Linked DNA regions of Homo sapiens: region 2 is linked to region 1. Evidence: read pairs that join two places in POLR2A ChIA-PET (ENCODE). Cell type or tissue: Caco-2. All regions are shown on one strand. Links, peaks and the distances in the headings refer to the core of each region. The heading gives the core; the rest is flanking DNA.

What was found. ChIA-PET counts read pairs that join two places held together with the same protein. Peaks named below come from ENCODE experiments on the same cell type or tissue, not always from the same donor. Only the 100,000 strongest peaks of a DNase experiment are listed, where the experiment ranks them.
Region 2: POLR2A ChIA-PET joins it to region 1 with 6 read pairs; 2 of 35 experiments call an interaction of 5 or more read pairs at or near these places.

What each region holds. Positions count from the first base shown.
Region 1 is chr9:136,624,538-136,629,895 of GRCh38, forward strand. No RefSeq gene overlaps it. Among named protein-coding and RNA genes, the nearest start is that of LINC01451, 10 kb to the left of the region's middle. RefSeq lists an enhancer at 5,166-5,358. In Caco-2, for the core only: a CTCF peak has its summit at 678 (motif pointing left); DNase peaks (open chromatin) are centred at 104, 844, 2,374, 2,804 and 1 weaker place.
Region 2 is chr9:136,231,935-136,237,292 of GRCh38, forward strand. All of the region lies in intron 1 of QSOX2 (quiescin sulfhydryl oxidase 2), which reads right to left. Among named protein-coding and RNA genes, the nearest start is that of QSOX2, 11 kb to the right of the region's middle. In Caco-2, for the core only: no CTCF peak of the experiment used is centred there; no DNase peak of the experiment used is centred there.

The DNA of each region.
Region 1 (5,358 bases), core at 73-5,072:
GGGGATGGAGCCCTGTGGCCCCTGGCTCTCAGCCTCACCCAGCCCCAGGCTTTGACCTCAGAGCTGTCCACCCAGAACTGCTGGGGCTCCTCAGCCCCCTGGAGCTGGGAGCTGGGCGGAGTCACCCTCAGACGGTGCACCTGCCCCAGACCTGCTCCAGCCGCCAGCCAGTCTCTCAGAGCCAGCCGGGCCCCTCTGGCCACACAGGCCTCGACCCCTGCACGAACCCGCTGGAGGTGATGCCTCACCTGGAGGTCTCACCCGCAGACTCCTGGGATGGGCCTCTGGTTCTAAGGACAAACTGGCTCCTCCTGGGACCCACCTGCCTCAATGGGTCTATAGGGACCCAGGCTGTTGTCAGCCCCCAGGAGCAGCCAAGGCCCCCGTGCATCCTTGGCCAGTCAGATTTGTCACACTGGGATGAGAGACAGGCCAGAGGGGCCTTGGATGGCTCCCGTCCAGCCATCACCCCTGCCCACTCTGTTCCTGGGGAAACCGAGGCCCAGGGAGATACAGACCCATGGCTGGCTTCCTGAGTCACAGAACCTGGGGGAAGCGCCCGGCCTCTCCCACCTTGGTCTGCAGGCCTGCAAAGCCCTCCATCTCCCCGGCCCCTCGCCCTGGGCAGGAAGGCGGGAACGGGGACACTGGGCTCTGGGGAAGGGAACTCACAGGTTAGGAGCTCCATCTGCAGGAATCTCGTGCTGTCCTCAGAGCTGGGCAGGGTGAGAGGCAGGTCCCCTGGGAGGCAGCCCCCGACACCCAGCCACTCTCTGGCAGCCTCCCAGGCCGGCGTGGGAATGTGGCTGGCGGGAACGGGGCCTCTCCCCTGGGGAATCAGCTGCTGGGTGCTGGCCAAGAACGCTCTGATCCAAAGAGGAAGCAAAGTTCAGCTGCAGCAACTTGACCCAGGACAGCTGGGGAAAAATGGGCGGCCGGGGCAGGGGCAGAGACTGTCCAGACCAGGTTGAACTCCAGCCCCTGCCCTGGTCTGATCCTTAATCTCAGCTACAGTCTGAGCCCTGATCCGAGCTACAGATTAAGTCTTGACAGACACAGTCTGCGTGTCTACTCCAGCTATGGACTCATCCCTAATCCCAGCTACAGGCTGGCCTCTGATCCCAGTCACACACTGAACCCTCATCCCAGCCATACACCAAGTCCTTACCCCAGCCGCAGACTAACCCCTGAGGCCACCTATAGGTCGACCCCTCACCCTGGTCACAGACTGAGCCCCCATCACCAGCCCAAATTGACCCTTGATCCCAGACTAAGCTGAGCCCTGGTCAAAAGCATAGACTGACCCCTGATCCCAGCTACAAACTAAACTCTGCTCCCAGCCATAGCCTGAGCCCTGACCCAGGCACAGAATGAGTTCCCATCCCAGCCACGGGGTGACCTCTGACCTCAATCAGAGCCTGGCTTCTGATCCCAGGCACAGACTGACCCTGGCTCCAAACCAACCTTAGCCTCAGCTCTGCGGATCTCCAACTCAAACTCTGCCCAAACCCCAGACTGAGTCCATCCCGAGTGGCATTTGCCGAGGGCGAGCGCCTCCCGCCACTCTGGAAGTGACTGTCGACTCTGCTGGGCCCCATCATGCCTCCCTGGCTGCCATGTCCCCTCCTGGCCCTGCACTTTCAAGGGAACTCGGGCCAGCTGGAGCGGGTGCAGGAGGGAGGCCAGGCGCAGGCCGGAGGGCAGCTGAGGGAGCCAGGCAGGCCAGTGTGGGGCTGGGAGGCCAGGTCGCCGGCTTGCCAAGTGCCTGCTGTGTGTCAGCACGTCCCCTCCACCACCTCAACTCTTCCTAGCCAGCACCAAAAGGTGGAGAGCCAGGCTGGACGGGGCAGCAACGGCAAAGCAGACAGCAGGTGCATGGTGGCCGAGCTCCAACCATGTCCATCCAAACCCAACCTGGTTGGCCCTTGCTGGAGACAAACCCCAACCCCGTCCGGCAGATGCCCACCTGCAGGGTGGGACTGCGGGGGTGGCAGGGGCTCCTGGGTTGGTGGTGTGCCCCGGGGTGCCGGAGATGCCTCGGACCGGGAAGCCAGAGCCACGACGGGTCGGGGCAGGGGTCGGGGCAGGGCGGGGCAGGGGTGGGGGCAGGGCGGGGGCAGGGGTGGGGGCAGGGCGGGGGCAGGGGTGGGGGCAGGGCGGGGGCACCTGCACTCTCAGCCCTTGCAGCTGCCAGCCTGGGGTCTGGTGCTGGGAATCCCATGCTGGGGGAGAAGAAGCTGTTTATTGGGAGCTGAGCGATCCTCTAATCTCTGCCTTATCGCCGCCTGTTTGCCCAGTGAGAGTGCAAACACAGGGGTGGAGGTCACAGGGCTGTGGGGAGGGGCCCACACTATTTGCCTGACTTCTCCCAGTGGTGTTAAAAATAGCACAGAGCTCTGGGCTCAGAGGGGTCTACGGAGTTCCCGCCTGGCCCCTGGCTCACGGGCACCAGCTGCCAGGTGGAGGCCTGAGGTATTGACACTCCCCGGCTCTGTGTTTGGCTTCTGATAGCGGCCCAGGAGGGCGTGGCTGGAGGGGCCCTTTCTCAAGAAAAGCCCAGAGAAGTGGTGTCCAGCCCCCTGCCCTGCCCACCTCGCCGCCCCCCACACCATCCCAGCCCACACCTGGACTGGGGGCAGGGGGGACCCAGGAAGCCCAGCTGGAGCACGGGGAGGGGCTGGAGGCTGGCTCCCAGCTCCCTGCTGCTGCCAGGACTGGCTGGGGCTGGGGTAGTGAAGCCCCAGGGAGAGGCAGGCCCAGTGCCGAGTCTGAGCCCATCCAGGGAGCCCCGTGCTCTGCCCCTAGAAGGCAGCATTGCCTGGTGGTGGCGGCACCTGAAGGGTTCCATGACCTGGTGCAGCCGCGGAACTGTGGAGCCTGTTTCCCCAGCTGCAAAGACGGGTACTCATGGTTCCTACGTCCTGAGGTGTGGCAGAGATGGATGCAAAGCTCATTGCAATGCAGGCATCAGCACTGCTCCACAGCCTCCAAGCCGAGGCCCTGCCTGTCCTAGCGTGCTTCTCACGGTCATCCCCGCCTGGTGGAGGACACAGGCTGGTGCCGGCTCCTGGCACCCCGAAGAAGATCCTTTTCCTTTCTGAGTTGAATGAGATTTAATCACCCTCATTACCTGGTTTACAGTGCCTCTGGGGTGCTTCAAAGCTCTCCTGGCACCAGCAGCGTGGGGAGCCCTCCCTGCCCCCGGGAGACGGATGTTGGCTGGAAGATCCCCAGGTTCATGGAGCCACGGGGCCACCCCACAGGCTTTGGGCCCAAAGGACCTGGAGAATGGGGCAGGGAGATGATGGGTGGGCTTGGTGCCCTTGAGGCGCCTCGACGGGGCCACCAGACCGGCAGGTGCCATCACTGTATCTGCCCGGCACAGACACAGACTCGCTCCACCCCCAGGGCTGCAAGGCCAGGCAGGGTGGGCCCGGCCAAGGCGGTGATAACACAGTGGCCATCTCGGGGGTGGGCCAGCTCGGGCCAGGGCTGCGGCGCCACATGGATGGGGCCGGGGCATCTTCCTGAGCACCCCTCCACAAAAATAAAAGTAGTAAACAACATCATATTTTATGTCTGTGCTGGCATAAAGACAAATATATTCATATTATGTATTAAAGCATTTTCTTGGCCCTAAAAGTTCAGTTTTTTTCTCCTGATTTTAAAAGAAATTAAAATATTTCTGTGAGGCCCTGCAAGCCTCCCAGGTGCTGGTGTTCGGGCCTAAAGCCGGAGTCGGCCCGCAGGGGATGCCAGAGCTCAGAGATGGGGACCGAGAGAGGGGTTAGAAAAGCGTCTCAGAGCCATCGGGCCGGGAGAGAAGAGGCAGGAAGAAAGGGGGGTCGCAGAGACGGTTGTGGAGGCCAGCTGGTCCCAGCAGCCGTGCCTGTGGCCACAGCGGCCGGAGGTGGCAGCAGCTGGACGAGATCCCGCAACATCCTGGAGGCTGCGGGCGGGGCGCGTGGAAGTTGGGGGCTGCGGGCGGGGCGCGTGGAAGGTGGGGGCTGGGGCTCCGGGGAAAGTACTGCTGCTGGGGTCGGCTACGGTGGGGCCTGGGTCCAGCTTTCTGGGGACTCAGTGAGCAGGGGTGCTGAGGCCCAAGCTGGCTGCCGGGGAGATCAAGTGGCTGGCCCGAGCCCCAGGCCTCAGTTTCCCCACCTGTACAAGGGAGGGTTGGATAAGAGGGTCTCCAGAGAGGTTCCTAAAAGCCAAAGGAAGAAATTGTGGTGCTGGCGGAAAGGGGAGTGTCATCTCGGTCAAGGGGTCTTCACCCAGTATTCCAGAAAGGCGATGGGGTGAGGCAGCTCCCCCCGGCCCCACAATCACTGTGTCTTCCAGCTAGAGCTCAGCCCTCTCTCCCGGGACTCCTCCTGGGGTCTGCCTGCCCAGGGACAGACGCCGGGCCAGCTGCCAGCCGGCCCTCTGTCCCCCTACCTGTGGGCGAGCGCCTCCCCCTGCCTTCTTGCTCCCTCAGGGAAGCTGCCATCAATCAGGCCCCAGCGTTTCCTGTCACTGCGCAGGTTCCCACGGCCTCTGCCCTTGACCCCCAGCCTGGGCATGGCCCGCCCACCCTCCTTGGCCCCCAGCAGCCCCTCAAGGACGCAGGGCAGGCCCCCCGGGCCTGGTGGTAGCAACCCTGCCTCATGGACCTGCCTGTCCTGTGAACACTGGGAGAGCCACTCAGAATCCTGGCTTCGGACACCGCCCTGTGCACCTCGAGGAAGAAGCTGCAGCTGATGGCACAGGTGAGCAAGCGGGAACTCCACAGGCTCCCTGCCCTGGGTTTGCCCCTGGGGCCCTCGGCTCCTCTCCCCAGCAACCTGTGTGTCCGGGATTCCCCCGCCTCTGTCCTGTGTCCAGCTGGGGAGTGGGGCCCCGGGATGGATCGTGGGAACAGCCACGGGGCCACTGAACAAGGCTTGAGAGGGCTGGGCAGGGTGGAGGCGGCTGCACCTGTGCCTGTCTTGCTGGGGGGTCCCTGGAGACTGGGGTCCTCGCCTGGGCCCTGTGCCCACCACTCTGCACTTTGGTTTCCTGGTGGCATCAGGACCCATCACTCTGGGCCAGCCGAGGGCTATCCAGCTAGGACACCCAGGCCTGGTGGCTGCCCAAGGCCCCTGAGCCTGGGCCCGGTCAGGGCTTCCCAGCCCCTTCTCCCTTCTTGGCAAACAAAGGCCCTGCCAGCCATATGCTGCGACTCTGATTTGTTGGGCGGGGGACCTGGGGCATTGGGCACACCTCACCCCACCCACCCTGGCACAGCACAAATGCTTCTTAGCCTGCACAGTTCCTCTCTGCACCCCATAACCTCTCAAACTAAGCTGCTCCCCACAGCTGGGTCACCATCACCCCAGC
Region 2 (5,358 bases), core at 243-5,242, 390 kb before region 1:
TCCGCAGGTCCCATCTGCCAGGCTCTCCCAGCGAAGAGAAACCTCTGCTCTGGAACTGTCCCACCCACTGACCCTCAGACACATAAACAGGGAGGCAGAGGAAACTAAGGAAGTCCTCACTTCGTGTCACTGACAGGCTCCTGGAAACGGTGGCTTGAAGGGGAAGGACACATAACAAAACCAGTTTTTTTTCTCTCATCCACGTTATAAGGAAATGACGTTGACAGAAATGTCGTTATCTGAGGACCTGCCGTCTTCCTTGCACTTCGCGTGGCAGTTTGCAGGAACCGTTGAGGCTGTGCAGTGAGCGCTTTCCGCACAGGGCAGGCAGCCTCCCTCACCTCCTGTCCCCTCCTCTTCGTGACACATGGGAAGGGGTCACCTTGACCAATATGTCTTTAAACTGCGTGTGTCCACTTAAATACGCACATTTTTTCAACAAATGTATTGGGAAATTTTTTGGAGATATGTGACAATTTGAAAAAACTTGCAGATGAGCCACACGGCCTAGAAATATACAAAAAATTAAGAAAAGGCATGTCATGAATGCAGAGACCATATGTAGATGCTGTTTTATCATTTACTACCACAAAATATATACAAATCTATTATAAAAAGTTACAATGCATCAAAACTCACACACGCAAAACTTACAGACCACACACAGCACCATTCACAGTACAGAGAAAGGTAAACCACTGTCAGGATACAGCGTAAGTCGGGGCCTGGAGGCTCATGGCTATAATCCAAGCACTTTGTGAGGCTGAGGCCGGTGGATCACTTGAGCCCAGGAGTTTAAGACCAGCCTGGGCAACATAGGGAGTCCCTGTCTCTGCAAAAAATTTTAAAATTAGCCAGGCACGGTGGTCCCAGCTACTCAGCAGGTTGAGATGGGAGAACTACTTGAGCTCAGGAGGTCAAGGCTGCGGTGAGCCGAGATTGCACCACTGCACTCCAGCCTGGGTAGAGTGAGAACCTGTCTCAAAAAAAAAAAAAAAAAAAAAGAAAAAAGAAAAAAAAAGAAAATCATGGAGGAGAAAGGACATCTGCCTGAACAGGTATTTTTATGCAGGCGCAAGTGCCCTATTAGGGAAAAAATGCCACAAAGGACATGAATTAGGAAGGAAGAGGAGCGAGCACCAGTCGGGAGAGGCTGACTCTGCTGTTTGTGCACACGCTGCCGGGTGTATCAGCAGGACTGCCCTTAGCTATAAAGCCGCTAACCCTGAGCCTCGAACAAGAAAGACAAACAGCAGCTGCCAGTCTTCTGGTTGCACGAGAAGGCCTGGGCAATGAGAAACACTTTTCCAGATGCTTTGTCCCTGAAGCCAGGAAGTACCTTCCAGTAAGGGACTGCCTTTTACAGTGATTTCATCTTGCTGAATGCCCCTGGCCACGAAGAACTCATGAGTTCAACACCGAAGGCTTCATCAGTCTACCTGCTCCCCAAACACAATGAGCCTTACTCTAGATCTGGGGTCCTAAGGCCCTTTAGGGCTCATTACACAGTCCTCTCAGGACGGCCAACACGGTGGCAGAGAACCTCACAGAGGAAACATGATGACAGCTGGAAGGACTGCACCACTGAAGACGCCATCGTTGTTATAGGAAGAGCCGTGAAGGCTGTCGAGCCCACACAAACTCCCGCTGGAGAAAACTGTGTCCACAGGCTGTGTCTGACCTCACGGGATTTATGACAGAGCCAATCAAGGAAACCACGAGAGGTCGTGGATGTGGTCAAAAGGGAGGGGAGAAGGGTTCCATGAGACGAATCGTGCAGCAACTCAAGAGAACAGAAGACGACGCTGTGGAGCCAAGTGCCTCCTCACCAGTGCCAAACACAAACGCACCATCACCTGGCAGGACTCTCAACACTCGAGACGGTTTTTGCTTTCTTCTATGACACGGACCCTTTTCTAAAACAGGCACTAAAACTAAAGCAAACAGTGGAAGGAAGACTGGGACCACACAGAAACCGTTTAGAGAAATAAAAAGCAAGAAAGCCAGACAGAAGGCACAACGTACCTCCATGAAGTGACACGGAACACGCCTGCCTCCCCTCTACTGCCTCCACCTCCTCTGCCGCTGCAACCTGGGGCAGGACAAAGGTCTTCACGAGGCTCCACCTGGGGCAGCCTGGCCGGGACAAAGGCCTTCACGAGGCTCCACCTGGGGCAGCCTGGCCAGGACAAAGGCCTTCACGTGGCTCCACCTGGGGCACTTCCTGAGCAGAAGGCCTACTTCTCTTTTGTGCGACGATCTTCTCTAGCTTCCTTTACTGTAAGAACACAGTACGGAACACGTGTAACACACAAAGTTTGTGTCAATCGACCGTTTGTCACTGGTAAGGCTTCCAGTCAACGGTGGGCTATGAGCTCAGTTTTTGGGGAGTCGCAGGTTATATACACATTTTTGACTGTACAGGAGCTGGCACCCCCAGCCCGCAAGTTGTCTGAGGGTCAACTGCACACGTAACGGGAGTGCTGCCCTTCTAACTGAGCCCCTGGAGGGCCGCCCAGATGTCCGGCAGATGTCCCACACCTTTTCCAGCTCAGCGTTGACAACGCACCATCCTAGAGCAACGGTGGCAAATTCTTCTTGGCCTGACAGAGACACTTTATGGAGAAAAAAGTGACAGAGTTCACACAGCCCCTTCAGAGCTAGCACGCTGGCACCCAGGAACCTTCCTGGGCGTGAGGCTGCTGTCACTAAGACCTCTCCTGTGAACCTCGCATCAGCAGGTGGAGACGGAAGCAGGGCCCTGGAGGAAGCCCCGATGGCCATCCCCGGCTTGGGAGCAAGGCTGGTCTCCACAAGGCCCCCCAGCTCCACTGCGCCCGCCCCAGCCTCATCGCGCCACACCCCAGCTTGGGAGCAAGGCTGGTCTCCACGAGGCCCCCCAGCTCCACTGCGCCCGCCCCAGCCTCATCGCGCCACACCCCAGCGACCACAGGCGAGTCTTGCTCCAGTCATGTCTGGACTGTGTGACCCCCGCTCCCTTTACCGGGCTCGTTCCTATTTGCCTTCCAGGTCTCCATCCGAATGCCACTTCATCTGAGTCTACCCTGACCGCTGTTCAACTGGTTCCCCCGCCCATGGCCCATGCTCAGCAGACCCTCCTTGCAGGTGGAGACCCAGCCAGGCAGCTTCACATCCAGCTCTGCTGCTTACTGGGTTTTGAGAATTGGGGCAAGTAACAATCTCTTCTTGCCTCAGTTGCTCCATCTGTAAAATGGAGATGCCAAGGAAGATCCATCTCCCAAGGGCAGTGTGAGGATCGGCGGGGTCAAAGGCACGAGTGCTGGCACAGCACACCCCCCGGAGGAGGGCCAGGACCAACATGCCCACTCAAAGGCCACGTCCCCACGACGGCCACACCTGCAGGGACTGACAAGCATGTGCTGGGGATGCAAGACCAGGGACACTGCTGGGCCCTTACGGGGAGTGACGACCAAGGAAGGAGAGAAGGAGAGAAGACAACTCAGGCTGGCAGGGCAGAAGGGGAGGCGGCCGCGGGAGCACCTGGAGTCAGGGACACCGTCATACGGAAGACGAGGGGAAGCCCTGAGCTGGGCTCGGGCCGGTTCACAAGAGGCTGCAGATCTTGGTGCAGACTTTGTTCTTTGTCTCAACAGCCACGGGCAGCCACTGATGTGCGTGGAGAACTCATAACCACCACGACGTCTGAGTGAAGGAAGACGGTGGCCAGTGAGCTGGGTGGCCAGCAAGCATAGAGCGCTGGCATCAGCCAGAGCCCTGAAGACCACCTGCTCCCCTCTCCCTCGCGCTGGGTCACACCCAGGCGACCCGTGGAGCTCTGGTGGCTACAGAGGCAGCATGGCCCAGTGGTGGCCAAGGCTGAGCCGTCTCTTCTCCACATCCAAGACCACGGACTCCGGGCACACAGAAAGGCATGGGTCTCCGGCTCAGCACCTGCAGGCACTTCCTCTATGAACATTTTCATCAGCGACACTCTCTGGCCTCAGCTTCGGGAGGAACTGGGCTGTGGAGAGCAGTTTCCATCGTAAGGATGATGTATGGAACTTCGCAGCCACCGTAGCTGAGGGAGCAGCCAGTCTCCCTCTGGGTCCGAAGTCACTGGCAGTCAGGGTCAGGGCCAGGATGGGGGCTGCACCCCACCAAGTCAACCCGGACCTCTCCCAGTCTAGACTCTGCAAGCCACCTGCCACCCACCACCTCCACTCAGCTGTCCCAGGCATCGTCACAACGCTCCTGACCCTCCACCTCCTCCCCACTCCCTGCTCCGCACAGAGAGCCAGGTAGACAGCTCTCCTCCATGGGGCACCCGGAGACAGGACTGGCTGCTGCCCAAGGACAGAGGGCTGTGTGCCGGCCCCTGGGGAGACGCACGGTGTGCGGAGATGGGGCAGATGCTAGGTGGCAATGGTGATTCTCCTTCAGCCGGACTAGACGGATATTCACAGGTATCTGAAACAGGACGCCCTCTGAAACAGGCCGCAGCTGCCAGCTTAAATAAAGGAGACAGAAAAAACCCACCTTGCTTTCCCTCCAGTTTTGGCCAATCTGAGGCTTTCCTCACGACAGCAGAAGAGCCAGCGCTGCAGCATCACCCAAACCACAGGCCCCCTGGCCAAACGGGTGCTCCAAAACCCAGCGTGCGCCCCGAGACTTACACGGGTGCACTCCACCTTGACACCTCTGATAAATAAAATACCGGGTGAATTCCCAGCGTCAGGAGTGCACATCTGAAGCCCGTCCTGTGCCAGCGACACCTGAAGCCAGTCCTGTGCCTGCGTCACGTGGAGCTCGTCCTGGGTCTGCGTCACCTGGAGCCCGTCCTGGGCCAGCGTCACCTGGTGCCCGTCCTGGGCCGGCGACACCTGGAGCCCGTCCTGGGCCTGCATCACCTGGTGCCCATCCTGTCCCACACCTGGAGCCTGTCTTGTGCCACACCTGGAGCCCTTCCTGGGCTGGTGTCACCTAGAGCCCGTCCTGTGCCACACCTGGAGCCCGTCCTGGGCCTGCATCACCTGGTGCCCGTCCTGTGCCACACCTGGAGCCTGTCCTGGGCCGGCGTCACCTGGAGCCCGTCCTGGGCCGGTGTCACCTGGAGCCTGTCCTGTGCCACACCTGGTGCCCGTCCTGTGCCACACCTGGTGCCCGTCCTGTGCCACACCTGGAGCCTGTCTTGTGCCACACCTGGAGCCCATCCTGGGCCGGCGTCACCTGGAGCCCGTCCTGGGCCTGCATCACCTGGTGCCCGTCCTGTGCCACACCTGGAGCCTGCTCTGGGCCGGCGTCACTTGGAGCCTGTCCTGTGCCACACCTGGAGCCCATCCTGGGCTGGCGTCACCTGGAGCCCGTCCTGGGCCTGCA